Linked DNA regions of Homo sapiens: region 1 is linked to region 2. Evidence: chromatin loops called from intact Hi-C (ENCODE). Cell type or tissue: dorsolateral prefrontal cortex. All regions are shown on one strand. Each heading gives the region's core, and the rest is flanking DNA. Links, peaks and the distances in the headings are about the cores only. Region 1 has its middle 3.5 kb from the start of SVEP1. Region 2 overlaps SVEP1 (sushi, von Willebrand factor type A, EGF and pentraxin domain containing 1).

The links. A loop is a pair of places that touch in the nucleus more often than their neighbours do. Peaks named below come from ENCODE experiments on the same cell type or tissue, not always from the same donor. Only the 100,000 strongest peaks of a DNase experiment are listed, where the experiment ranks them.
Region 1: a loop joins it to region 2, with 2.5 times the contacts of the local background. A loop is called at or near these places in 7 of 110 quality-filtered maps.

The regions. Positions count from the first base shown.
Region 1 is chr9:110,580,559-110,585,942 of GRCh38, forward strand. No RefSeq gene overlaps it. Among named protein-coding and RNA genes, the nearest start is that of SVEP1, 3.5 kb to the left of the region's middle. In dorsolateral prefrontal cortex, for the core only: a CTCF peak has its summit at 2,908; a DNase peak (open chromatin) is centred at 2,880; H3K4me3 peaks cover 729 bases; H3K27ac peaks cover 2,900 bases.
Region 2 is chr9:110,430,257-110,435,640 of GRCh38, forward strand. It overlaps SVEP1 (sushi, von Willebrand factor type A, EGF and pentraxin domain containing 1), which reads right to left. Exons shown (of 48, transcript NM_153366.4): 29 at 4,985-5,108; 30 at 4,080-4,250; 31 at 2,206-2,379; 32 at 1,659-1,778; 33 at 18-194. Among named protein-coding and RNA genes, the nearest start is that of TXNDC8, 95 kb to the left of the region's middle. In dorsolateral prefrontal cortex, for the core only: no CTCF peak of the experiment used is centred there; a DNase peak (open chromatin) is centred at 2,265; H3K27ac peaks cover 4,918 bases.

The DNA.
Region 1 (5,384 bases), core at 149-5,148, 150 kb after region 2:
TTAAAGGGTAACAAGTGAGGTGACCATTAACCAGATATTAACATACAAAATATATGTAATTACAAGTGACCATGCTAAATAAAGGAGAGCTTAGGTAGACAGACTTGACCTTGGAGAGGCCAGAGAAGCCTTCTCTGAGGACAGAAAGTTTGTGCTGAAGTCTGAAGTGTAAGTAGGGGGTCCCCAGTCCCCTTTCATGTGTTCTTGATCTATTTCAACAGATAAGATCCACCTGGCTTTAAGTGGTACCTGGCATATATCTGCTTTGAAACAAGTTGCTACCTGGGGTGGTTTTTCCAAAGCAAGACCTCCAAAGGGGAGAGCGCACGTGTAAAGAAAAGGTGCACTTTGCATGAGGGTGGGGCCTTTGGTTAAAAGATTCCAGCTGGGAGTCAGGAACACCGTGTAGGTAAGCCTACGGTTATGTAAACCACCTGAACTGAGTCACTTCCAATCCTTGGCTCAGCATCAGTATCTATTTCATGATGGAATTCAGTGATCTCAGTTTCCTCTGTTTCTAATAGTGAATGATTTAACTCCGTCTGTATTTAACAAAATACTTTCAGTGACAAGTATCACAATGTATTGTGTAACATGTTAGGGCTCTGGCATCAGTTTTCCTGGACGAAATCATGACTCTGCCATTTATTAGTTGTACAGCCTTGACTCAGTTTGTTCATTTGTAAAATGGAGTAATAACGATAACATATTAAGGGCTGTCATAAGGATTAAGTCATAAAAAAGTAAAATTCTTAGGACAATGCTTGGAGCATAGCGTGTACTCAATAAATGCTGGCTGGTTGCTCTTATTGCCACCTTTAATCATGAATGTTCTTCAAATTATTTTCCTAACAATACTTATTGACCACCTGCTATGTGCTGGCATGTTAGATACGGAGGATTTAAAGGTGAATAAGACTGAGTTCCAGTCCTCCAGAAGTTCAAAGAACATTAGAAAAGAACATAGATTTGCAAACAATTACAAAGCAGTAGGGTGACTGCAAAAGCAGAGAAGAAAGAGCAAGGAGGAGAAAGATCTCGTTCTTCCTGGGGAATGAGTAAGACTTCATTTGAGCTGGGACTTTTTTAAAAAAAAAAAAGTTTTTCCAAATATCATCTACTCTGTGTTATTTAAAACACATCATGAAGCCCTTTATGTGCAAAGCACCGTGGCATCTGCAATGTGTGCCATCTCCTGTGTTCCCCACACAAACCAAGGAGGTACTCAATTGCTTTAGAACTCTTGCTGCAAGTAAGTGGCACCTAATGTCTCCTCATTTAAACAAAAAGGGATTTTTTGGTTAGTATAACTAAACTAGGGAAAGGGCAGAGGGTACAGCTGGTCTCAAAAAGGCTTGGAAAAGGAAATTAAAAACTACTTAGGTCTTTAATTTTTCTCTCAGTTTGGCTTCTTTTTGGATGCCACATTTAGTCTCTTCTTCGGATTTATAACCTGAGAAAGACTTTTACCCCACCAACTCAAGTTAATAATATTTTGAGATGTCTGCCATAGGCCTAGACACATTCAAAGCTCTCTGGATAATTCTAACACATGCCCCAAGGGTGAACGCCTAAGAACAGCACTCTGGCATTGTGTACCTCCAACGGGATGAACAGTCAGGCCTATGTTACTTGTCCTCATGGTAAGAGAGTGGGGACACATCAGTCAGAGAAGTCCTGCCTGAGTGTTATTAAGACTGCTGCTCCAAGTCTTGCCACCGCTCCCCAGAGCCCTGTAGTCCCTTCTGCTCTCTAATCTAAAGCAGTGGTTCCCAGCGGGAGAGATTTGCATGTCTCACTCCCAGGAACCTTAGGCAATGTCTGGAGACATTTGGGGGATGGGGCAGTGCTACTGGCATCTAGTGTATAGGAGTAAGGGGTGCAACAAAACCTCCTACAATGCACTGGCAGCCACCACAACAAAGAATCATCTAGCCCCAAATGACAATAGTGGTGAGGTTGAGAAACTCTGGCCTATACCACAGTAATAGATGCAGAAGATGACAAAAACTTGTTAGACTAAACATTAAGATTAGAAAGGCTGGGCACAGTGGCTCATGCCTGTAATCCCAACACTTCAGGAGGCCGAGGCGGGTGGATCATTTGAGGTCAGCAGTTCGACACCAGCCTGACCAACGTGGTGAACCCCTGTCTCTACTAAAAATACAAAAAAAAAAAAAAAAAAAAATAGCTGGGCATGGTGACACATGCCTGAAGTCCCAGCTAGTCGGGAGGCTGAGGCAGGATGATCCATTGAACTGAGGGGGCAGAGGTTGCAGTGAGCCTAGATCGCACTACTGCACTCCAGCCTGGGCAACAGAGTGAAACTCTGACTCAAAAAAAAAAAAGAAAAAAGAGGAAAAGAAAAAGCAACTTAAAGGTATAGAAATGACAACATGGAGCTGAAGTGTAAAAAAAACCTACCCTGACTTCCTGACTTCATCTCATGAAATAAAGACTTCTGGAAAAAAAAAAAGTGTGTTGGTGGGCTAGGGCAAGAGGCATGCATTATATAATTCTCACCACCTAAACTGTGATTCAGAGTCCCACATTTTGTTCAATCAGGAATGGAACCTCAATCCTGTCTACCCGCTGGGACCTCTGCTTGAGTCGAGGACACCAACTACACCCTCCCTTCACAGCACCCATCTTTCTACATTGAAGCTGATACTGTGAACAGATAAGTTGCAACGTGCATATGGGGAAAGATGGAAGAGGGACTGAGGAAGAGAGCAGAGTGGTGCTGGTAAAGATCCTCCTGAGATTCCAAGCATCAAGTCCAGTCATGGGAGCAGAGGCAGGAAAAATGTCTGTTTCCACGCATGCTAGTTGTCATGTTTTGTTTTAAAAACAAAACTATAACACAGTGTCAGTGAATCACAGCGGCAGGCAGTGGAGATAGGAGGAAGATGCCACCTTGTGACTGCATTATGACTGTATTTATAAGAATATCTTTCTGCCGTGAATTTAACAAAGACATTCTCTCACATACAGAGGTTGGGAACATCTGCCACTCTATATGTTTCTTTTTAAAAAAAATTCCCATCAGTTTTTTGGGGAACAGATGAGTAAGTTCTTTAGTGATGATGTGTGAGATTTTGGTGCACCCATCATCTGAGCAGTATACACTGAACCCAATTTGTAGTCTTTAATCCCCCACCCCCTTCGCACCCTTTCCCCCTGAGTCCCCAAAGTCCATTGTGTCATTCTTATGCCTTTACATCCTCATAGCTTAGCTCCTGCTTATGAGTGAGAACATACGATGTTTGGTTTTTCCATTCCTGAGTTACTTCACTTAGAATAATAGTCTCCAATCCCATCCAGGTTGCTGCGAATGCCATTAGTTTATTCCTTTTTATGTCTGAGTAGTATTTCATCGTTCACAGTTTCTTATCCACTGATTGATTGATGGGCATTTGGGCTGGTTCCACTTTTTTGCAATTGCAAATTGTGCTGCTATAAACATACCTGTGCAAGTATCTCTTTCTTTTCCTCTGGGTAGATACCTAGTAGTGGGATTGCTGGATCAAATGGTAGTTCTACTTTTAGTTCTTTATGGAATCTCCACACTGTTTTCCATAGTAGTTGTACTAGTTTACAGTCCCACTAGCAGCGTAGAAGTGTTCCCTGTTCACCGCATCCACCTCAACATCTATTATTTTTTGATTATGACTATTCTTACCGGAGTAAGGTGGTATCTCATTGTGGTTTTGATTGCATTTCCCTGATCATTAGTGATGTTGAGCATTTTTTTTATATGTTCATTGGCCATTTGCATATCTTCTTTTGAGAATTGTCTATTCATATCCTTAGCCCATTTTTTATGGGATTTTTTTTTCTTGTGAATTTGTTTGAGGTCATTGTAGATATTAGTCCTATGTCAGATGTATAGATTGTGAAGATTTTCTCCTGCTCTGTGGGTTGTCTGTTTACCGTGCTGTTTATTTTGCCATGCAACAGATCTTTAGTTCAATTAAGTCCCAGCTATTTATTTGTATTAATATTTATTTGTATTTGTATTTGTTGCATTTGCTTTTGGGTTCTTGGTCATGAAATTCTTGCCTAAACCAATGTGTAGAAGGGTTTTTCCAATGTTATCTTCTAGAATTTTTATGGTTTTTGGTCTTAGATTTAAGTCCTTAATCCATCTTGAGTTGATTTTTGCATAAGGTGAGAGATTAGGATCCAGTTTCATTCTCCTACATGTGGCTAGCCAATTATCCCAGCACCATTTGTTGAATAGGGTGTCCTTTCCCCACTTTAGTTTTTTGTTTCCTTTGTCAAAGATCAGTTGGCTGTAAGTATTTGGGTTTATTTTTCGGTTCACTATTCTGTTCCATTGGTCTATGTGTATTTTTTATACCAGCACCATGCTGTTTTGGTGACTATGGCTTTGTAGTAAGTTTGAAATCAGGTAATGTGATGCCTACAGATGTGTTCTTTTTGCTTAGACTTGCTTTGGTTATGCAGGCTCTTTTTTGGTTACATATGAATTTTAGAATTTTTTTTTTCTAATTCTGTGAAGGATGATGGTGGTATTTTGATGGGAATTGCATTGAATTTGTAGATTGCTTTGGCAGTGTGGTCATTTTCACAATATTGATTCTACCCATCCATGAGCAAGGGATGTGTTTCCATTTCCATTTGTTTGTGTTTATGATTTCTCTCAGCAGTATTTTGTAGTTTTCCTTGTAGGGGTCTTTCACCTCCTTGGTTAGGTATATTCCTCAGTTTTTTTGTTTGTTTATTTGTTTTTGCAGCTATTGTAAAAGGAGTTGAGTTCTTGATTTGATTCTCATCTTGTTTGCTGTTGATATATAGGAGAGTTACTCACTTGTGTACATTAATTTTGTATCCTGAAGCTTTGCTGAATTCATTTATCAGTTCTAGGAGCTTTTTGGAGAAATCTTTAGGGTTTTCTAGGTATAGGATCATATCATCAGCAAACAGCAACATTTTGACTTCCTCTTTACTGATTTGGATGCCCTTCATTTCTTTCTCTTGTCTAATTGCTCTGGCTAGGACATCCAGTAATACGTTGAATAGAAGTGGTGAGAGTGGGCATCATTGTCTTGTTCTAGTTCTCAGAGGGAATGCTTTCAACTTTTCCCCATTCAGTATTATGTTGGCTGTGTGTTTGTCACAGATGGCTTATATTACATTGAGGTATATCCCTTGTACGCTGATTTTGCTGAGGGTTTTAATCATAAAGGCAATGCTGGATTTTGTCAAATGATTTTTCGGCATCTATTGAGATGATAATGTGATTTTTTAGTTCTGTTTCTGTGGTGTATCACATTTATTGACTTGTGTATGTTAAACCATCCCTATATCCTTGATATGAAACCCACTTGATCATGGTGGATTATATTCTTGTTATGTTG
Region 2 (5,384 bases), core at 103-5,102:
AAATTTACTAAACATACCTTTACAATATGGTATTAGATGATTCCATTCTCCAGACTCCAAACATGTGATTTTGGTTACTCCCATCAACTGGTATCCTTCCTGACACGAAAATGTGACTTCGGCACCTACTGTATAAATCTCACCTGAGGAGTGGCCATTTTCCGGATTTCCTGGAGCCTTACATTTTATAGGTTCTAGAAACAGACAGTTTTGGTGGAATAATAAGTGGCTTTCACACAACCATGCAAAGTCTCACAGCAAAAGAATTCCACTATAGTTAAGAAACCTGTTAAAATCGCAAGAGAAAACCTCGTGAAGGGAAATGCATGAGGGCCCAGAGACACATTGGACATTAGACCAGAACATACATTTAATAAGCATTTAAGCAATAATAGTTTGAAACAGCAATTCCTAACAACAATATACATAATTTTTCTGGCTGCAAAGGTAGGCGCTCATTGGGAAAGTAGTGGTGGTGCTAGAGAGTGGCTTAGAAGGGCATTAGCCTCTTTCATCTGTTCCCTCTTCATACCCAGTTTTTCAGAGCAACTGACTTGGTGTCAGGCTGATGGAAAGGCTGAATAAAGCAGATTCAGGAAAGTTTCCAGCCTCCCTTCCCAAATAGAGTATGGGCTCTGGGCTCTCCCTATCTACAGATTCAGGGTCGGTCTCCACTGCTATAATAGGAAGGAGAAAAAGCTAAAGCAAGGTTTGGGCCAGTGTTGAGCAAGAAAAGTGAATATAATACTTGAATTCTCAAAACGGGAGGATATATTGCATCAATCTTTTCAAAGGCCATTTGAGCTATATAAGTCAAGGAGTTTAAACAAATTCTTAAAGTAAATGCAATTATGAGCTGATTTTGAGGAAAACAGCCAGAGGTAAGCATAAAGATGTATGTCCAAAGATGCTTATTAAACTGTTTTCCATAGTGAATATCACCTAATATTAACATACAGAGAAAAGTTACTTATGGAAAATCCATAAAGTGAATTATAAAACAGGAATTAAAATCCTGCTCTCAAACTATTTTGTGACACCAAAAATGTGCCTGATATAATATTACATGAAATAACTAAAATAAAGAACTGTTTATATGGTGTGTTCATATAGACATCTTATTGTTTTCCAGGAGTTACTCTTCACAACAAATGAAGAAATACAACAACGGGTTGAGAGATGATCTGGTATTATCAAAGCTATTTCAAAATATTGTAGTGCAAGATGTCTTGGGGAGGCAAGATGTCTATTTTTTTTCAATGATATAATTTTATGTGACTGAGGCAGAGGAAAGATATTGATAGTGAAGATGTGATAAAGCATCTTCCTTGCTCTGATTGAGGCAGGGATGTCACTGATTATATTTCTATATCCACTCTATTATTCTTGTACTATGTAGACGTTTCAACATTGTAGAATCATAGTTGGCTGTCAGTTTTGTTTCTGAGAAATTGGGAAGTTGGGGGAGGCACAATGCTACTTTAAAGCACTTTTAGTTGTTACTGATGTGTCTTTTGTAAGAACTTTATCTTATCTGCCTACCTGTATGCCCTTTGAAGTTGAAACAATTATCTCACTTAGAAATAACATACACTTAAAATATGTACTTGAATAAAAGAATGGAATTAGGAACTTTTAGTTCTACATATATTGGTTACCTGCACAGTTTTTCCCATCTCCTGTGTACGGTGGGACACATGAACATATGTAGGATCCATCTACGTTCAGGCAAGAAGCATGCTCACTACAATCTGATCCAACTGCACACTCATCGACATCTAAAATGAAGACAGCTTATAAATATTAAAGTTGATTCCTTTTCCGTATGTATCAAACATCTGTTTTTACTTTTAAATCATTACATATCACGTAATGCACAACACTTCATATATTTGTATAGAATTTAAATATAACAGTCATAATCACATTGCAGATATACAATAAAAGCTATTATTTCCCTAGTTTATAGGTGGGCAAGTATAAGACAGGGATATATAAATATAGTCTTAATATGGAGCCTGATAAAAATTTAAAACATTTCTGGCACCTCTACATACAGCTGCTTTGTCACTATGGCTTGGCCAGAGCTTACTGGGATGAGATAAAGTTAACAAAGCAATGCCTCAAGAACCTCAGGAATTTGGGATGACTGTCATCTACAGAGCTAGAATAATCTCATATAGTAGTTGCCAACATTTATCTCACCAAGGCAGGATGGTGAAACGCCGTTCCAGCTCCCATTATCTGTACAGAACATCCTTGAGTCACCCAATAGATAGTAGCCATTGTTGCACTGGTAGGTTACTGTGCTGCCAGCATAGAAGTCATCGGCTGAATGGAAGCCATTCTCCAAAGGAGGTGGCACCCCACAGCTAATGCCTGTAAGGTGACCAGGAAGAAGACAACGACATTAAGAGCAAAATACTCCAAGAACACTTTATTTGTATTAAACTAGCAGTTCAGTTAAGCATGACATTTTTACTGAATGCAAACATCAGACTGAGGGTGTCCTAGGGATAGCAGCAGCCTGAACCCTCAGCGTCTAGCACATTGCCTGGCTCACAGTAGGCATGCAATTCATTTATTCAAAAAACATTTACCCACTAGACGCTGATAAAGTTTGGATATTTGTCCCTGCCCAAATCTCATGTTGAAATGTGATCCCCAATGTTGGAATTGGGGTCTTGTGGGAGGTGTTTGGGTCATAGGGGCAGATCCCTCATGGCTTGGTGCTGTCCTTGCAATGGTGAGTGAGTTCTCGTGAGATCTGGTTAAGTGTGTGGCACCTCTCCCTCCACTGTCTCTCTTGCTCCTGCTTCTGTCATGTGATGTGCCTACTCTTGATGCCTTCTGCCATGAGTAAAATCTCCTTGAGGCCTCCCCAGAAGCTGAGCAGGTGCCAGCACCATGCTTCCTGTACAGCCGGCAGAACTGTGAGCCAATTAAATCTCCTTTCTTTATACATTACCTAGTCTCAGGTATTTCTTTATAGCAATGCAAAATGGCCTAACACATAGACACTGTTCTAGGTGCTGGAGTTACAGCAGTGAGCCAAACAAACAAAATCCCTGCCTTATGGAGCTTATTATCTAGTGGGGTAGATAGGCCAAAAAAAAAAAAAAAAAAAAAAACGGTGAATATATCAGGTGGTAACAGGTGCTTATCTAAAATAGCAGTCTAGCCTCCACCTAACCCTCATTTTGTATTACTTTTTTTTTTTTTTTTTTTTTAAGATAGGGTCTAGTTCTGTCACCTAAGCTGGAGTGCAGTGGTGCAATCTCAATTCACTGCAACCTCTGCCTGCCTCCTGGGCTCAGCGATCCTCCCATTTCAGCCTACTGAGTAGCTGGAATTACTGGCACACACCACTACGCCTGGCCAATTTTTGTATTTTTTGTGGAGATAGGGTTTCATCATGTGCCTAGGCTGGTCTTGAACTCTTGGGCTCAAGCGATCCGCCCGTCTTGGCCTCCCAAAGTGCTGGGATTACAAATGTGAGCCACCACACCTGGCCACACTTTGTATTTTCCTAGCCTCTTTTATTTTTCTTTACAGCTCTTGCTTCTAGCCCTTACCTTTATTATTTACTATAAATAAATATTATATTTACTTATTTTTCTGTCTCTCCTATTAGAATGTAAACTACATAAGAATAGGAGCTTTTTCCCCTGAACTGCTGCATCTCCAGGACCTAGATCAGTGCCTAGCACATAATAGGTACTTTAAAAGTTGCTGAATAAATGAATGAATGAATGCACTCGACTGAAGATGGCTCTCCCTGTTTCCCCCTCCAGCAATGACCCATCTATCTCTGGGCCTCTACCTGTAGGGTGTGTCTTTCCAACCCTTTCAGTTCCTTGCATCACCTTGGATGCATGCACAAATGGTCCCTCTGGATCCTAATCACCCATCTCCTTCATGATGCCCAGCACAGTTCATTAAACAAAGAAAAGGTTCAATGAATATTTGGTATATTTGCTACTGTGAAGTATTCACTCTTTGTCTAGCATTCCTGAAAAGAGTTATGTTTTCAATATTTTTCAAAAGTCACTGAAATGGCTTCAAGAAAGGCAGCTCACGTTCACAGTGAGGAAGTGGTTGTGTCCACTGTCCTTGATTCAGACAGTACTGCACAGGGTTCCCGACCAGCTGGAAGCCTGGATCACAGAACAGATTGACTTTGGAACCTGGCTTTAAATCTTCAGATGCAGTTCTCAGATGAGGCACTGACCCTCCTAAGCGTGGGCAATCTGAGGGCAAAGAACACAGGTGCAGAGCTTGTCAGCGGCATAGTGGTAGCATCACCAAGTCAATGATTTCAAACTGTATTCTGTATCAGCATTTGAGAGCCACCTTACTGATGTGAAAACAAGTTAACATGTAACCAGATCACTGGCAAGCAAAATCACTAAAAAAAAAAAAAAAAAAAAGCATTTAAGTCAATAACTCTCCCTCTTTCAAAATATTTTAGGAATGTCAATGAAATGTTCTTGTAAGTTATCAAAAGCCATAAATTCTAGGACAGTCTAAGAAACTCATTTAAATAAATTTGATTTTATGATACAGTTTTGATCATTCAGTTTTAGTGTGCAGATTGCAACATCCATCGCTTTTCTCCCTGTGCTACCTGTTCCTAGATACCTTCTACAAATTATAGAACCAAAAGAGTACCCCATCTCAAACAGGTGCATAGTATGTCGGTGGGCCTTGAAAAAAATAACCTCATTTCTTCTCTAATTTTCCTGATATTATTTTACTTTCATCCAAATTTCCTAATTATATTTTGTTATACAGAATATATTTTTGCATTAAAAAAACAAATCCTTTGGATGAAAATAGGGTAAATATGAATTACTAGTTACAAAAAGTAGATTGACAGTCACATACGATTGGACCGATAGAGAATTCTGAACTGTCTTCTTTTGCTAGACAGTCCCAGGGTGGTCAAGAGATAGTGGAGTCTATGAAAGAAGGAAATTCTCACCAGAACAAAATATGCTCTTAGAATCGATCTTCACTTTCCCCACAATTCCTGACAAGAAATCAGGCCATGCTAACACGTTTCCTTTACTGAGTTCCTCTGGGCAGGAGGTAGCCAGTGACTTCACCTGAAAGTTTAATAACACTTTAGATAAGCCTTACTTGTTCCATTAAGATGGAGTTATTACACATTAATTTAGTCCTATTGAAAACATTCACAGATTTTTTAGAGATGGGGGTGGAGGGAAGCAGGTATGATTTCAGGGGCAGCAGGAGATTCTCTTCTGTTTCCCTCTCTCCCAGCTCTATCATTCCCTCTCCCAGCTACTTCTCCCACTAGACTCGTTGTTGCCTGAAATTTTGGAATCCTACACCTAGAATTCCCTATGTAAAGCCATGTGGTT